Linked DNA regions of Mus musculus: region 2 is linked to region 1. Evidence: chromatin loops called from intact Hi-C (ENCODE). Cell type or tissue: heart. All regions are shown on one strand.

The links. Peaks named below come from ENCODE experiments on the same cell type or tissue, not always from the same donor. Only the 100,000 strongest peaks of a DNase experiment are listed, where the experiment ranks them.
Region 2: a loop joins it to region 1, with 2.5 times the contacts of the local background. A loop is called at or near these places in 12 of 42 quality-filtered maps.

Annotation. Positions count from the first base shown.
Region 1 is chr7:29,121,964-29,129,963 of GRCm38, reverse strand. It overlaps Ryr1 (ryanodine receptor 1, skeletal muscle), which reads left to right and starts at 4,813. Exons shown (of 106, transcript NM_009109.2): 1 at 4,813-4,999. The coding sequence starts at 4,949. In heart, CTCF peaks have their summits at 1,125 (motif pointing left) and 3,237; DNase peaks (open chromatin) are centred at 3,243 and 4,778; H3K4me3 peaks cover 1,215 bases; H3K27ac peaks cover 334 bases; H3K27me3 peaks cover 1,534 bases.
Region 2 is chr7:29,243,844-29,251,843 of GRCm38, reverse strand. Yif1b (Yip1 interacting factor homolog B (S. cerevisiae)) reads right to left here. Exons shown (of 8, transcript NM_001110201.1): 2 at 7,542-7,774; 3 at 7,341-7,445; 4 at 7,171-7,249; 5 at 7,005-7,062; 6 at 6,023-6,178; 7 at 5,850-5,943; 8 at 4,312-4,607. The coding sequence ends at 4,452. It overlaps 2200002D01Rik (RIKEN cDNA 2200002D01 gene), which reads left to right and starts at 3,377. Exons shown (of 4, transcript NM_028179.1): 1 at 3,377-3,487; 2 at 3,604-3,716; 3 at 3,879-3,947; 4 at 4,110-4,323. The coding sequence starts at 3,466. The coding sequence ends at 4,250. In heart, CTCF peaks have their summits at 3,073, 4,300 (motif pointing left) and 6,901 (motif pointing right); DNase peaks (open chromatin) are centred at 3,393, 3,823 and 4,363; H3K4me3 peaks cover 1,584 bases; H3K27ac peaks cover 1,499 bases; H3K27me3 peaks cover 513 bases.

The sequences.
Region 1 (8,000 bases):
CACATAAAAGTCTTAAAACATGCAGTCATGACTAAGGCCTAAAAGACACTGTCGGTATCTTATGATATGATTCATTATGACACAGAATAATTCCACATTTTGTTTAGAACATTTAAGGAAACATATTTACCATGCAACTATATTACTGTATGAAATACAACACAAAATTATATTGTGCCATATAATAAACAATATATATAACCACAGGCTGGAGAGATGACTCAGTGGTTAAGAGCACTAACTGCTCTTCCGAAGATCCTGAGTTCAAATCCCAACAACCCCATGGTGGCTTACAACCATCCTTAATGACATCTGATGGCCTCTCCTGGTGTGTTTGAAGACAGCTATAGTGTACTTACATATAAAAATAAATAGGAAATAAGTTAAAAAATATATATATAACCACATATTATATAATGTATCGCTGAGTTTTATAATTCAATAATACAATACAATTGACTAATCCCAGCACTCAGGAGGCGGAGGCAGGTGGATCTATAGGAGTTCAGGGCCAGCTTGGTCTATATAGCATGCTTGAGACCAGCTAGGGCTACATAATTAGGCCATGTCTCAAGATAATAACAATAATAATAATAATAATAATAATAATAATAATAATACAAATTTAGTTTCAGTTTAATGCAAGTGTGCTATTGCCAGTGTTTAATAAGCAATATCTACATTGAAAAGTACTTTACTATAGTTTTGTTGAACAGTAGAATACTGGTTTCAGTGTTAGTGTGTGTGTGTGTGTGTGTGTGTGTGTGTGTGTGTGTGTGTGTTCGTGTATGTTATTGTAGGTGGTCCAGAAGCATTTTATGGAGGTCAGAGGAGAGCCTGGGCATTTACTCTCACTTTCTGCCTTGGTTCCTCTTCGCCTCTGCACACAGCAGGATAGCAAGCCAGCAAGCGCTGGGGATTCTCAGTTTCCACTTCCCTCTCATGGTCTAAGCAATGGGATTACAGCTGCTTGCTGTGAGTTCTGGGGATTTGAAAGCAGGCCCTTAGGAGCTGGAAATGGCTCAGTGGTTAAGAGCACTGACTACTCTTCCAGAGAACTTGGGCTCAAGTACTAGAACATATAGGGTGGCTGCAGGCCCAGCAGCCCAGTGCCCTCTTCTGGCCACATATAAACAAGCAAGCAAACAAAGGAGTCAGCTTCCCTTGCTTGCTCAGTAATTATGCCATCTCCAAGATACTGTTTTATTTAAATATGCTAATTGAGTGTTCTTTTATTAAATTATACATCCTCATCATTTGTTTGTTTGTTTAGAGACATGATCTGGCTGGACAAGAACTCACTATGTAGACCAGGTTGGCCTTGAACTCATAGAGATCCACCTGCCTCCCGAGTGCTGGGGCTTAAGCCATTTTGAAATGGCTTAAGCCATTTTGAAAAACACACCTTTTGTTTGTTTGAAACAGGGATTCATGTAGCCCAGGCTATCTTGCTATGTAGATGGGGTGAGCTTGAAGTCTTGATTCTCCTGCCTACCGGCCAAGTGCTAGGATATATGTGCATAGCCAGGTCTGTTTATATAGTGCTGGGGACCAAGCACAAGGCATTTTGCATACTGGGCAAGCAGTCTACTAACTAGCTCTGTCTATTCCCATCCCTGCCTTAGTTTATCTTTAAGATTTATCTAATGTTATGCTTATAGGAATTATTGCCTGGTGTTTGAGAAGGTCAGAAGAGGGCATCAGGTTCCTTGGTACTGGAGTTATAAATGGTTGTGAGCCACCATATGGATGCTGGGAATCAAACTCATGTCCTCTGCAAGAGCAGCAGGTGTTCTTAACCCCTGAGCCATCTCTCCATTACAAACATTTATTACATTACAACTTCTTCTTCTTCTTCTTCTTCTTCTTCTTCTTCTTCTTCTTCTTCTTCTTCTTCTTCTTCTTCTTCTTCTTTGTTTTTGTTTTTGTTTTTGTTTTTGTTTTTTTTGAGACAGGGTTTCTTTGTGTAGCCCTGGCTGTCCTGGAACTCCTCTGTAGACCAGGCTGGCCTCAAACTCAGAAATCTGCCTGCCTCTGCCTCCTGAGTGCTGAGATTAAAGGCGTGTGCCACCATGCCTGGATTACAACATTTATTTTGTGTGTGTATGTATGTGTGTATGTGTATGTATGTGTGTGTGTATATATATATACACACACACACACACATACATATATGTGTGTGTGTGTGTATGTGTGTATGTCTCTGTGTATGTGTGTGTATAAGTGTATGTGCATGTGTGTGTGCATGCATGTGTCTGTGTGTGTGCATTTGTTCATGTGTGTATGTATGTATGCCTGTGTGTATGTCTGCATGTGTATGTGTGTGTGCATGTGTGTATGTATGTATGTGTATATGTGTATGCATGTGTGTGCATGTGTGTTCTTGTGTGTGTATGCATGCATGTGTATGTGTATGCATGTGTGTATGTATGTGTGTATGTGTGTGTGTGTATATGTATGTGTGTATATGTGTATGTGTGTGTGAATGTGTATATGTATGTGTGTATATGTGTATGTGTGTGCATGTGTGCATATGTATATGTATGTGTGTATGTGTGTGTGCATACGTGCATGTGTGTATGTATGTGTGTATACGTGTATGTGTGTGTGTGTGCATGCATGTGTGTGTAGGTTGCCCACACCACCATGGCTGGCATGTGAAGTAAGGGGTCATCATACAGAACTTTTTCCATTGCATTATTTGGGTCGCTGGGATCAAGTTCAGATCTTCATCAGGCTTGGGGGCAAGCAGCCTGCCAGCTGAGTCATCATATTGTCCTTTATTTATTTTACTTTATTTTTTCAGACAGTTGATGATACATAGCTCTGTCTAGCCTGGAACTCACTCTGTAGACCAAACTGGCCTCAAACTCACCAAACTCTGTCTGCTTCTGCCTCCCACTATCCGCATGCACCTCCTGGCTCTTTATTTGTTTGTTTGTTTGTTTGTTTGTTTTTTGAGACAGAAATTCATGTAATGCAGGTGGTTGGCCTGGAATGTACTATGTAGCCAAGGCTGGCCTTCAATTTCTGTTCCTTCTACCTTTACCTCCTAAAGTGTGCCTCCACATGGCTAAATTAGAAAATCATATGCAGATATGGAGGTGTGGAACCCTATCTTTAGGTCTAGATCCCCAGCTCAGCCTCTGTGACATTGTGTAAGGTGCCTGACTCCATCTCCCAAAGGCAGCTCTTCACATCTGCAGACTTGGCACTGTGAGAGTGGGGAAATTGTGCCCCCTAAAGGTTACCCTGGGGACTACAGGGCATTTAGGAGATCTCCGCAGGGGCCACGTGCTTTTATTTTCTGCTGGCTGTTAAGCATGCCAATAATAGCATGGTTGTGAGAAACTAGTGGTAATAAAAAGATCTTAGCTCACACCTGAACTGCAACAGGTGGGTAAGAGACATCAGTCAGGACTACTTCAAAAGGCAGGTTTTAGCTGGGGGCTCGGGGGTGGGGTGGGGTGGGGTGGGGTGGGGTGGGGTGGGGTAGGGTGGGGTGGGGTGACGCATTTGTTTAACCTCAGTGCTGGGAGGCAGAGGCCTGGGATGTTTGCGAGTTCAAGGTCAGGCTGGTGTTTTCTCTCCCCCCTCCCACACCCATGCCCCTGCCCCCCAGTTTTGAGACAGGGTATCAGGTAGCACAGGCTGGCCTCCAGCTAGGGAGCTGAGGTTGACTTTGAGTTTCTGATCCTTTCTGCTTGCTGGAATTACAGACTCACATGGCCACTCCCAGTTTATGGATGGAACCCGGGGCTTTGTGACAGCTAGATAAACATTATATCGACTAGGGCATGCCTGCAGCCCTGTTTTTGTCTCTGTTTTGATACAGGGTCTTTTTTTTTTTTTTCTTCCTTTTCTTTATTTACATTTCAAAAATTTTCCCTGTTCCAGATCTCCCCTTCGGAAACCCTCTATCCCATCCCCCCTCCTCTTGCTTCTATGGGGGTGCTCCCCCATCCACCCTCCCACTCCTGTCTTCCCACCATAGCATTCTCCTATACTGGGGCATCCATTGAACACCCTTAGGCCCAAGTGCCACTCCTCCCACTGATGTGCAACAAGGCCATCCTCTGCCACATATGCGGCCGGAGCCATGGGTCCCTCCATGTGTATTCTTTTGTTGGTGGTCCAGTCCCCCGGAGTTCCAGGGGGTCTGGCTGGTTGACACTGAGATAGGCTCTTATTATGCGGTCCCAACTCCAGATTTACAATCCTCTTGCCTCAATCTCTTCAGAGCTTGGATGATAAGCCATACCACTCTGTCTGGTACTAAGTGATTTTTTTTTTAATGTTAGGGGATGTGGTGTGCATCCAAGCTACAACTGTGTGATTCTGCAGCAAGGGTGAAGCTCAGTTTAGCCATTAAGAAAGGGATGGAACTAGGCTGAGGGTGTAGCCCAATGGTAGAATGCTTGCCTGGCATGCAAGTGATCTAGGGTTTGAACCACGGCATTACATAAATCAGATGGGGCCAGAGGTTCAAGATCACTCTTGACTACATGTGGAGTTTAAGGCCATTCTGAAGTACATGACACTCGGAGGGGGAGGGGAAGGGGAGGGAGAGAGGAAGGGGTAAAGGGAGAGCCAGCCAAACAAATATATACATGATATCTCACTGTGACCATGGCCACTCAGCTACTTTCTAGACACCCAGTTCACTGGAGAGAACGAACACCTTCCACCAAGAGTTTGTGCTGTGGGCGGGGTTCTGAACAGGGGCGTAGCTTGTCCCATGCTTGCCCAATGGGTGTGCGGTGGGGCGGGGACCTTCTCTCATTGTGTCCCGCACAGGGCATGCTTCCTGCAGTTCCATCTCCCTCGCGGGTGCCTCTGGCTTCCCTAGAGGTCTCCGACCCCAGCCCGCCCTCAGGTTCCCCGCCAAGCCTGCAGCCCCCTCTCGCCATCCTCAGACCCTAGCCCGGGACACCCGGGGATTGCCATCATGGGTGATGGAGGAGGTGAAGGCGAGGACGAGGTCCAGTTTTTGCGGACGGTACGTTTTTGTCTGGGTCCGGAGGTCTTGGGTGATTTCTTGCTTACTTTTCTGAGAGTCTCTCTGTCTCTTCCCTGCTTGCTGGTGGTCTCTGAAATCCGAGGTCACTTTGTCTTTCCGTTTTTTCTCATCACCTTTTCGACCACGGAGAATTAGCAGGATTTAGGAGGACCGAGTGGGCAGGAGAGGGTGGGATCCTCAGACGCCCTCTCCTGACATAAGAGATTTGGGGTCATTGAGGAAGCACCCCGCCTCCTGCCGTTCTGGAAGCAGGCACTTGAGGAAGGTGGTTCTAATTCTTGGGCTTAATTTAGCTGTCCTCCACCGCCACCCCAGCCCTCATTCCCTTCTTGCTCCAGGCTCTGACCTATTTAAATTCTTGGGAAGGGGGCTGGGGTGGGCTGGACAACACCTTTCTTTTCAACTCCTAGTCTTTGGCCGTCTCCTTGGGGGTCTCTTGGAGCTTCAATGTACTTTTCCCCTCGGTTTTGGCGAGGAGGATTTAACTATGTCAGCTAATGGCCTCTGAGGGTACCTGGGTGATGAAGTCTTTCTCAGCTCCTTGGTATATCTTATGTCTGAGTCTCTGTCTCTTGGCCCTTGGCTTCAGCCTTCTGCGTGTGGCTGTCCCTCTGATCCTGTCTCTCTGAATCTCAGATCTCCAGCTGGGGGCAGGGATGGGACTTGGGACAACAGGTGTCTCTCCCAGAATAGCCCTCTTTTCTGGGCTCTGGGTAGGGGACAGGGAGGGGACAAGAGGGGGAGGGGCTGCCTTTTTCTTAGTCCTTCCCACCATATCCTCCCATGGGCTGAGATGGGGGTTGGATATGGGAGATGGTCTCTGTTGGGGCCAGGTCTGCTGACCCTGCACTCTCTCCCCCCCAACCCCCCACCCCCGAGGTCCTGGGTCCACACAGAAATGCTGACGCAGCATTCCTGACCCAGAATAGGACCCTGGTAGGCTGGGTCCGGTTTCTTGGGAGGGAGGAACAAACAGCTGGGGCTGGTAATGAAGGATGGGGACAGCTGGACTGTGAAGCCACTGGAGGAGGGCCTCTCCCCAGCCCCAGCCCCTTAGCCTACACCATGGCTTTCCATTGCCCTAGTAAGCCAATGGCTGTGGCTCCCAGCTGCTGAGCAGTCACTGCACCAGGCCCCGTGCCCAGGGCCTCAGCCTCCTGAGGTGTCTAATTATATTCTCATTGCCCTATCTTCTGAGGTAGGGCCCTATCTTTATCTCCCAGGGAGATTTGAGGGAAACCAAGCCCCATGTGGTAGACTTGCCCAAGGTCAAGGCCAGGAAGTGGCCTCCCTGAGTGCCCTGGGAGGCCAAGGTTTGCTTTCAAAAGAGGAAATCTGGACCAGGCTTGCTAGGGTAGCCAGTGTCAGGGGGTCAAAGGCCCCAGGATGGGTCTGCTTGCCTCAATGTTACTGGGGTTGTGTGGTACTTTCTTCCAAAAACCAACCAACCAAACAACCAAACAACCAAAAAAACCCCTCGTTTACATCATATCCCCCCCCTATAAGAAAGAATCTGTATAGCAACCCAGGGCGTGGCTTATGTATTTATTGGTATTATTAAACAAACAAACAAACAAACAAACAAAAATTCCAACTTTAAAGCAGGTTGTGGTGGTATAGATCCATGATTCCAGTGCTGGGCCAGCCTGGGCAATGTTGTAAGTTCAAGAGCAGCCTAAGTTACCTAGGAAAACTTAGTGTCAAACCAAACCAAACCAAACCAAACCAAACCAAACCAAACCAAACCAAACCAAACCAAACCATCAACTTGACTATGGTATAACTGACGAGCTATAAATTATAGAGATTCAAACGGGGCGGTGTTAGAGAGGCTCTGTGTGTACGGAAAGCTGGCTTCACACTTGACACATAGCCAAGGGTGACCTTGAACTCCTGATCCTTTTGTCTCCACCTCTCAAGTCCTGGGCTTGCAGGCATTCACCACCATGTCTGGTGTGTGTGGGTTTTGACACACTGTGCTGACCAAGTAACCAGCATCGAAACCCTTCCTTCACCCCGGGAGGCCCCTCCCACCATTTGTAGCAATCACTCCGTCCGAGCTGTCTACCACATACACTCTATCAGTTACCAGTGGCATTTCATATATGAAGTGCGCTCATTTGTCTGTCTTTCCGCTCAGGGTAGTTTTTGACATGTAGCCTGTGTCTAGCCTGAATTTGGTTTGTGGAGGAGCTTAGTGATATCCTGTTGTGTGACTACACCACACATTCGCCTGTATCTTCACTTGTGCACACTGAGCTAGTCACATCTTAACTATTTTGATACTACAGACAACCCCAGCGAACATTCACACTCACTTAAAAAAAAAAAAAAAGCTCTTGGCTAGCCTAGAACTCCCCATGCAGGTCCCGCTCTCCTCAACCTCACTGCGGCGATCCACCTGCCTCTGCTTCCCCAATGCTTTTCTTTTGGGGGGATTGGTTTTTTGAGACAGGGTTTCTCTGTGTTTTCTGTAGACCAGGCTGGCCTGGAACTTAGAAATCCCCCACCTCTGCCTCCTGAGTGCGGGGCTTAAAGGTGTGTGTGCACACACTGATTTTTTTCCCTCAGATACATTTATATTGAATTCCATATCCTCCTGTCTCCACTTCTAAAATATTTGGAATAACAATAGGCATTGAGCTATCTTGCTTGGTGTTGGCTTTTCTTCCTTTTCTTTTTTATTTGTTTGTGTTTGTGTGTTTCTTTTCGAGATGGTTTCTCTGTGTAGCCCTGGCTGTCCTGGAACTCACTCTGTAGACCAGGCTGGCCTCGAACTCAGAAATCTGCCTGCCTCTGCTTCCTAACCCCTGCAGGTGCTGGGTTTAAAGATATCCCTCCACCCAGCTATTCTTGGCTTTGGAAATTGCACTATTTAATTGTAGTCTGTACTTCTTTGTTGATTATCTACCAACCATATACTCATTTAGTCATCGGTCTGTCTGCCTATCTGTCTATCGTCTCTCTATCATCTGTCTGC
Region 2 (8,000 bases), 120 kb before region 1:
TGGGTCTTCTGTAAAAACATATGCTCCTAGCCAGTGAGCCATCTCTGCAGCCCCCCAGCTTGGTGTTTCGAGACAGGGTCTTACTCCGGAGCTCAAGCTGTCCTCTGACTAGTAATCTTCCTTCCTTTTTCCAGTGCTTGGATTATAGGTTTGTGCCCGTATGCTGGGCAGGCAAGTGTTAATCTTCACACAGAGACAAACAGGGCCTGACTGCTTAGTGAGGGGTAATTTGAGGTGTACCTGTCCTTGATCCCTATGGTCTGCTAGCAGAACACTCCCTGGACAGAGGTAAACCAATTCACAGGACACACCACTCTGAGTCACTTGTCCCACCCTCCCGGAATTTATATTCTGCCTGGACAGGCTTTCCTCCTGTTCTGTAAGGAGCTGTGGGCCCAACAGTCAGCACTGTTCACACCGCCCTGCCCCCACCCTCACCCCAATGCTGTAGACCAAAGGTGCCCCACTCCTTCCTTACCTCTGCCTCACCCCTCTTATCTACTTCCCTTCCCTGAAGATCAAAGATCATTGGGTGGCATCCCTGCCCGCACCTGTGAACCCTTGTACCTACCACACTAGCTTTTTTTGTTTGTTTTTGTTTTGTTTTTTGAGATAGGGTTTCTCTGTGTAGTCCTGGAACCTACCACACTACCTTAATTTACTTTTTTTTTTTTAATAGTGTGTTTCTCTAGGTAACCCTGGCTGTCCTAGAACTCTCTCTATACACTAGACTGGCCTTAAACTCTTCCTGCATTTGCCTCCAGAGCCTATGTCATCATGCCCAGCCCACTAACTTTTCTCTCTTTTTTGGGGGGAGGGGGCTTTTTGGTTTTTTTGTTTGTTTGTTTGTTTTTTGAGACAGGGTTTCTCTGTGTAGCCCTGGCTGTCCTGGAACTCACTCTGTAGACCAGGCTGGCTCGAACTCAGAAATCTGCCTGCCTCTGCCTCCCAAATGCTGGGATTAAAGGCGTGCGCCACCACTGCCCAGCCCAGTCCACTAACTTTAAAATTTGCATTTTACCGAAGATTTAACCTAGGGCTACATGTACGTTAGGCAAGTGCTGTCACTGAGAAACACCTCCACCACCACCACCCCTTTTATTTTTATTCCTTTGGGACAGGGTCTTGCTAAGGTTTACAGACTAGCCTTGTTTGTAGAGTCTTGAAATTGCAAACCAGTGCAGCATGGTGGCATACCTGTGTGGTCTCCACTTACATAGCAAGCCTGAAGCCAGCCTGGACTATCAGAGACCCAGCCTCAAAACCACAACCAAACATCTCCAATGAGGTTTTCACTTTAAAAAATCCAACCCTGCTGGCCAGTGGTGGCACATACCTTTAGTCCCAGCACTTGGTAGGCAGAGACAGGCAGATTTCTTAGTTCAAGGCCAGCCTGGTCTACAGACTGAGTTTCAGGACAGCCAGGGCTACACAGAGAAACCCTGTCTCAGGAAAGCAAAACCAAAAAATCCAACCCTATCCAAAAAAAAAAAAAAAAAAAAAAAATTAGGCAGTGCTTGTGCACCCCTTCAATCCCAGCGCCTGGCTCTCTGAGTTTGAGGCCAGCCTAGTCTTATACTTCTAGGACAGGCAGGGCTACACAGAGAAACCTTGTCTCAAACAACAAATCCAAGCCCTCCCCAACATAACACATTAGCGGTTCCTCTGCCCTGCTGTTTTGTTTTTTTTTTTTTCCTTGCCTTTACTACTTTGGTTGGTGGAGTGGGTGTTGAGTTTTAGATAGAGTCCACTGCTATTTAAGACAAGCTCTGGCTGTATATTGACTAATGGGCCAGATAGGTCTACCTGAGACCCTGTCTCAAAAAAAGAGGGTGGGTGGGTACTAGAGAGGTGGCTCAGCGATGAAGAGCACTGGCTGCTCTTTCAGAGGACCTGGGTTTGATTTCCAGGACCTACATGGTGGCTCACAAGGGTAACCCTAGCTCCAGGGACCCCTGTACTGCCTTCTGGCTTCAGGCAGCAGGCATGAATAGGTGTGCATACATAGGCAAACATCATTATAGGGAAGAATTTAAACTGTAAAGAGGTAAGGTGCTAGAAGGTGGTTAGGGGTATTTGTTGTTCTAGTGGCTCAAACCCAAGGATGGCTTCCACAGACAGCAGCAGGCCTCCACAAACACACACACACACATTTAAAAATAAAGTTTTTCAGGTAATGGGAAGCACCAAGTATGTGCTGGAATGACACGCGTGGAGCCTGCATGACCAGTGCAGGCATTTCTGCAAATGGACATTAAGCAGGCATCCAAGGTGGCACATGGCCACCTTGATCCTTGAAGTAGCCACCTGTTCCTGCTGAGAGGTGGGCGCTCACTTTTGGAATATACAGGTGGGTGTTTTGTTTTGTGTGCACGTGCCTGGATGTGCACCTGTGGAAGTCCAAAGACGGTGTGCAGGCGTGAGTTCTCTTAGGTGGTTCCGGGTGATTAGATTCACCTCATTAACCTGGCAATTCTACACAATGAGCCACCTCACCAGCCTCCTTATTTTCTTGAGTCAGGTATATTGCTGGGTGGCACAGAACTCACTCTGTAAGGCCAGGCTGGCCTTGAACTCAACTTGCCTCTGCCTCCTGAGTGTTAGAATTAAAGGTGTGTGTCACCAAGCCCAGCACTCTTATGCTGTGTAGCCCAGGCTATGATAGAGTCTTCAATCCCCCTGCCCCAGTCTCCTGAGCAGTGGGCTTACAGTACCTAGCTTAGAACTAATGTTGATGTTCCCGAAAGTCACATGGTGAAGCCATATCCCAAATTGGAGGTCTTATATTCAGACATGGAGAGCCAAGACTAGAAGCAGGAAGCAGACCATCTCTGTACTGGGGCTCTCTCCCTGCCTATGCCTAGCTTCCAGCCCCGAGCCTTGCCGACTATGAGGTAAACTGCTGCTTAAGCACTAATCTGTTATGTTTAACAGCCCAAATTAAGACACCTGCCTTTACCCAAACAACGCAACACATTTCACCACCATGCACTCTGCCAAGCACCAGCCTAGGAATTCAACCCCACCACCCCAGGGTACAACTTTGCTGGTGCTTTTCAGCTGCCGCCAGGGCGCACTAGTCTGGCCACCAAATTCTTCAGACACTACTTATCTCAGCTCGGAGGAGCTGAGAACCAGACCTCGTTGCTCCCAGAATGCACTTTAACTTTGTTCAGTGTACGGAACGGCTTTCCGGAAGCAAGTACCCCCGCAAAGGGACCAACTGATGACTAGTCTCACCCCCTTTCTCCCAGACACCTACAGCCACTTCTAACCCCACTTCCCACTTAGGAAAGTCTGGGTGGAGCCGGGAGCGCCAGTGCAGTGAGTCAGGGCCAGGGAGCTGAGGGACAAAGGTCCGGAGGGTGAGGCTTCGCGGAATTCCTGAGATGGGCAGGTCGTGCAGTCCCACCCCCTGCCCTAGGCTCTGCCTAAAGTTTCCGGCCATCCAGACTGGTCACCGCCATGGAGTTTGACTTGGCCGCAGGTAAGTTCCCCGGGGAGTGGTGGATTTGCTGTGTAAGGGGCCAGACTCAGAGCCTGGGAATACTGAAGGGAAGCTACGTCGCCTACATAACCATGTAACTCCCCTCTCCTCCGCAGCCCTGGGCCCTGGTTCTAAGAAGCCAGAGGGGGCAGGCCATGTGGGAGACCCCAAACACTGTCCTCTTAAAGCGCCGGGCGGGCCAGAGGCAGGCGCTGCTCACAAGCCGAGGGTAAGTCACTTCATCACCGGCACCGAGTCCCGAGGGCCCGAGATGAGAACTGGCTTCCGTCCTTGGTCCTCGGCCACACATCAGCCTTCCAGTTTGGGTTGGAAGCTGCTCGAGTGGGTCCCTGTCCTCACTGTAACCACTCCCTCCCCAACCCCCATCTAGCGTGTCTCTGGCAGCTCCTCCGACTCCAGCAGCAGTAGCAGCTCCAGCGACTCAGAGGCAGAGGGGAAGGTAAGAGACGGTCCCTCTCCCAGTGTGTCCTCTCGCACCTCAGACCCAGGCCCCGCTGCGGTCAGGGTCACGTTAGGCTCCTTGCCGAGGTGAGTGGGGCGGGTCCAGTACAGCTTTCAACCGGGCCACCTCCTCTCCTACCCACCGTCCTTGGCTCTCCAGGAGTATGCCGCTGGCTGCAAGAAGCATGAACGCTCCTCAGACAAGGCCAAGAAACCCAAGGTGAAGAAGGAGAAGATGGAGAAGAAGGAGAAGAAGGAGAAGAAGGAGAAGGAGAAGAAGGAGAAGAAGGCCCCCCATTGACTTATTAAACTTGCAGCCCTTTCCGCTCCCCAGCGCCCTCTGCCGGTCAGAAGTGGAGGCTGCGCCGAGCCCATCAGGTTTATTGTTGCGGGTGTGCAGTAGGCGACATGAGCACCTTGGCTAGGAAGGAGGGCGCGGGCCTGGAGGGCGGGAGCCCTGGTCAAGCGAGATGAGTGTGGGAGCTGGAGGCCAGGCCGCAGCTCACCGTACAAGGTGGAAGGTGAGCCAGTACATGAGTACCGGCTGCGCAGCTGCCACTGCCATAGTCAGGTACATGCGCAGCTGGTTCCGCGCCCCACGCACTGGCACTCCTTCGGCCGCTGCCTGGGCCAGGATCTTGAGCCGCAGTGTCCGGATCTGGGTGGTAAGGGTAAAGTGGGGGTCCCGTAAGTGCCAGGCAGCTCGGGATGAGTCCCTGCCCCTCTGTGGCCTCCAGTTTGTGTTCCTAGAAGGGTCTTTTGAATAGCTACCTCCCCCAAGCCCTGTGAGCAAACCTTTGCAGAGGCAAAGGCCAGAAGAGAGGCTAAGAATTGTAGATCCCGGCCTGAAGAGCATGGCCTAGCTGCTTCCACCTACTGGGAGACAGTTGCCTTCACGCAACGCAGATCCTCACAGACACTAGCCCAGTGCCCTACCACAGAGTAACACTCCCAAAACACGCCAGCTCCAGAAGACAAACTAGAAGAGCTATTTCCTTTTTGGTTTGGCTCAGATGCCTTCCTCCCCCTCCTTCTCCCCCTCCCGCGCTCTTTCTCTCTGGGAGGCAGGATCTTGACATGTAGACCAAGGTGGCCTCGAGTTCCTGGTGATGGATCTACTTGAGCCCTGGTATGCACGTCAGCGCAGCCTGCAGGAGCTTGGTAGCGAGCGCCCTTCACCTGCTTAGCCACCTCACTGTTCCCGATGTTTCTTTGGGGGTGTGTGTGTGTGTGTGTACCTATATTTGTGGGAGTTAGAGGACCCTTTACCAAGTAGGCTAGGCTGGTACCAATGAGCCCCACATTCCTAGCTCTGAGATTATAAGAATAGATCTACTTTGGGCTCTTTTTTTTTTTAATGTGGGGTCCAAGGATTGAAGTCAGGTCTTCCTTACTGATGGAGCCATCTCCCAGCTCCCTTAAAGTAACATGATGACAAGGCTTATGCTTGTGGACCAGGGCCCGTGTTACCCTCTGCTTCCCCCTCATGCTCGGTCTAAATCCTCCCAAGACTCCGGTGCAGTCACCAGGCATCCCATTTTACAAAAGAAACTGAGGCTTAAGTAGAGGAGGTGATTCACTCCGAGTACACGGCAGTCCAAACATGGCCCCTAGTCAGTATTTTACCACAGCTGGAGGGACTCAGGGGCATATTGGCAGAAAGCCCAGCATACAGAGACAGAAGTAAGAGTGAGAGCCCAAGCAGAGCCTGTGTACTGGGCAACCCTGGCCCTAGCCTAGCATCCAGGCTGGCTCTTGCTCTCAGAAGGGCGCACAGAGTCTGCCTCTTCCAGGAGGCTCTCCTAGCCCCCAGATTTGGTACTTGGATGCTCCAAAGACCTCCCCAAGCCTGCCTGGGAAGCCTGGGGCCTCAGCCTTGCCCGCCCTGATCCCCACTCACCATGAATACAAAGATGGACACACAGCACCAGGCAAGCACCAGGTAGTAGCCGATCTTTCCAAAGAGCAGACCCGTGAGGACGCCGCCAATCATCCTGAGGGGGAAGGGGGGAGGGGAGAATCAGTGTGAAGAGGCCAAGGTCTGGGACTGGCAGGCAGGGCAGGAGCACTCACCCCACATATTTGTAGCCCAAGAAGGCCACCAGGTCAATGGTGGTGAGGTCGGTGTTGACAGTGACCAGGTAGAGACTGAGCAGGATTGCTACGACTTCCAGAGTCAGCCAGGCCAGAGCTGAGCTCGCCTGCAGTCCCAGGAGGTCTGGGGAGAACCTGCCGGAAGAGATGTCCCCTGAGCATCACCCGGGGCAGCCCTGTGTCAATGGAACAGAGACCACCAAGGATCTGGGTCTGTCCCTAGACAGTGACACTCAAGTCAGGGCTTAGATGGGGGACCTCAGAGCCCTGTGAGGGGTACCAGGAAGGTTCCTCCCGATAAAGAAAGGGCAGCTGAGCTGAAGCCTGAAGTCAGAACTGGTGGGGAAGGGGCCTTGCTTCATCTTGGAGCCTTAGCAAGGAATCCACTAGTTCCATGACACTTGTTTTCGATGCCACAAAAAAGAAGAAACAGGCGACTGTAAGGGAGAGATGGGGCCTGATCAGCCTAGGGGTTAGGAAATGACACAGGATGAGGACCACAGTGAAGGAGCAGGTGCGGGACACAGAGGGAAAGAGCACATTCCTGTGTCAGGGAACTAACTGGATGTGCAAAGGCCCCGAGGCAGCAGCAGGGCTGGGGGCACAGGGTCAGCTGCTTGACCTTTGAGCCACTGACAGCTTCAGGATAGGGAGGAGGCCAGGCCCACCTCTTAGAGCTTTTAGTTGCTGCTAGAGTGAGATTATAAGGGGTGAAAGTGGGAAGCAACTTATTTAGGGGGATTGTGAACATAAGAATAGATTTGTGGGTGGAAGCCAAGAGGAAGGAAGGTTGGATTTAAAAGATGGCCTAGCACAAATGGGTTTGATGGGTTCCATGTGAAAGGTGTCACTGGAGTGACTGGCCACAAGGTGGGGCTGTCCCAGGACAGGAGAGCTGAGACCTCTCTGATGGCTCTTGGCCTCCATATCCCCATGTCTTCCCCTGCTCCAGGATCCTTACCTGTCCTGGGTCCCCAGTGCAAGGCCGGCCACCAAGATGTAGGTGATGAAAGCCATGGCTGTGGAAGACAGACACAGACACTCGTCAGAGGAGGGAAGCCCTTCCCGGGCACAGGCACCCAAACATCCATCCCAGACATGCCTAGGCAGAGTAGGGAGGGGACAACCTGGAATGTAGAGGTCTGGAGCATTGATGTCGAAGCGGGGGGCCACTGGGGTGTCCTGTTGGTACTGTACCTCCCAGTCCTGTGGAGAGAGTTGGGGTAGTGGCAGCACCCCAGGGTGGGGGGGTCCTTCCACCCTGCTTGCTGGCGGGTACCAAGCAGGTGCTGCTCACCTGGTGAAGGTAGGGAAAGACCAGCAGCCCAAGCTTCTTGCCCACATACACCGTGTCCACTGCAAAGTAATACTTGAGCTTGCTGACGGGGATGAAGCGGTCGATCTGGAGGGACAAAGCTCAAGCCTAAGGCCCTGTGGCGCCCGCCCGCCTGTCAGCCATCTGCTCCCAGCCCACAACCCACCGTGTTAGCTGACTCACATTCTTATCTACCAGCTCCTTGCCCTGAGCGGCCAGGCTGCTCCCGTAGACCATCGCCATGTTGGACATAGGGGCAGCCAGGAAGGCTGCGTCGGATGAAGAGGGGGGGTAACCCAGACCACCAGGTGACGGCTGGCCTCCATAGCCCCGGCTTGGGGCAGAACTCGTGTCATCAAAAAACTGGTGGGGATCAGCCATGCCTGGTTGGGACACTGGGACCCTCCGCTTTGAGGCTGCGGAGAGAAAGGGAAGGACTTCATTAATTCTGCCCAGGTTCCATCACTCTCTCTTGCCACAGCTGGGGCAAGGGTCGCCAAATAGCCTCTGTTGTGACGTCAGGTAGGTTGCCTGCCATCCCACCACCCATCCATCCATTCATCTGTCCATCTACCCTGCCATCGATTCACCCACTCATCTATGCATCCATTCATTCATCTACTTAGCCATCATGCATTCATT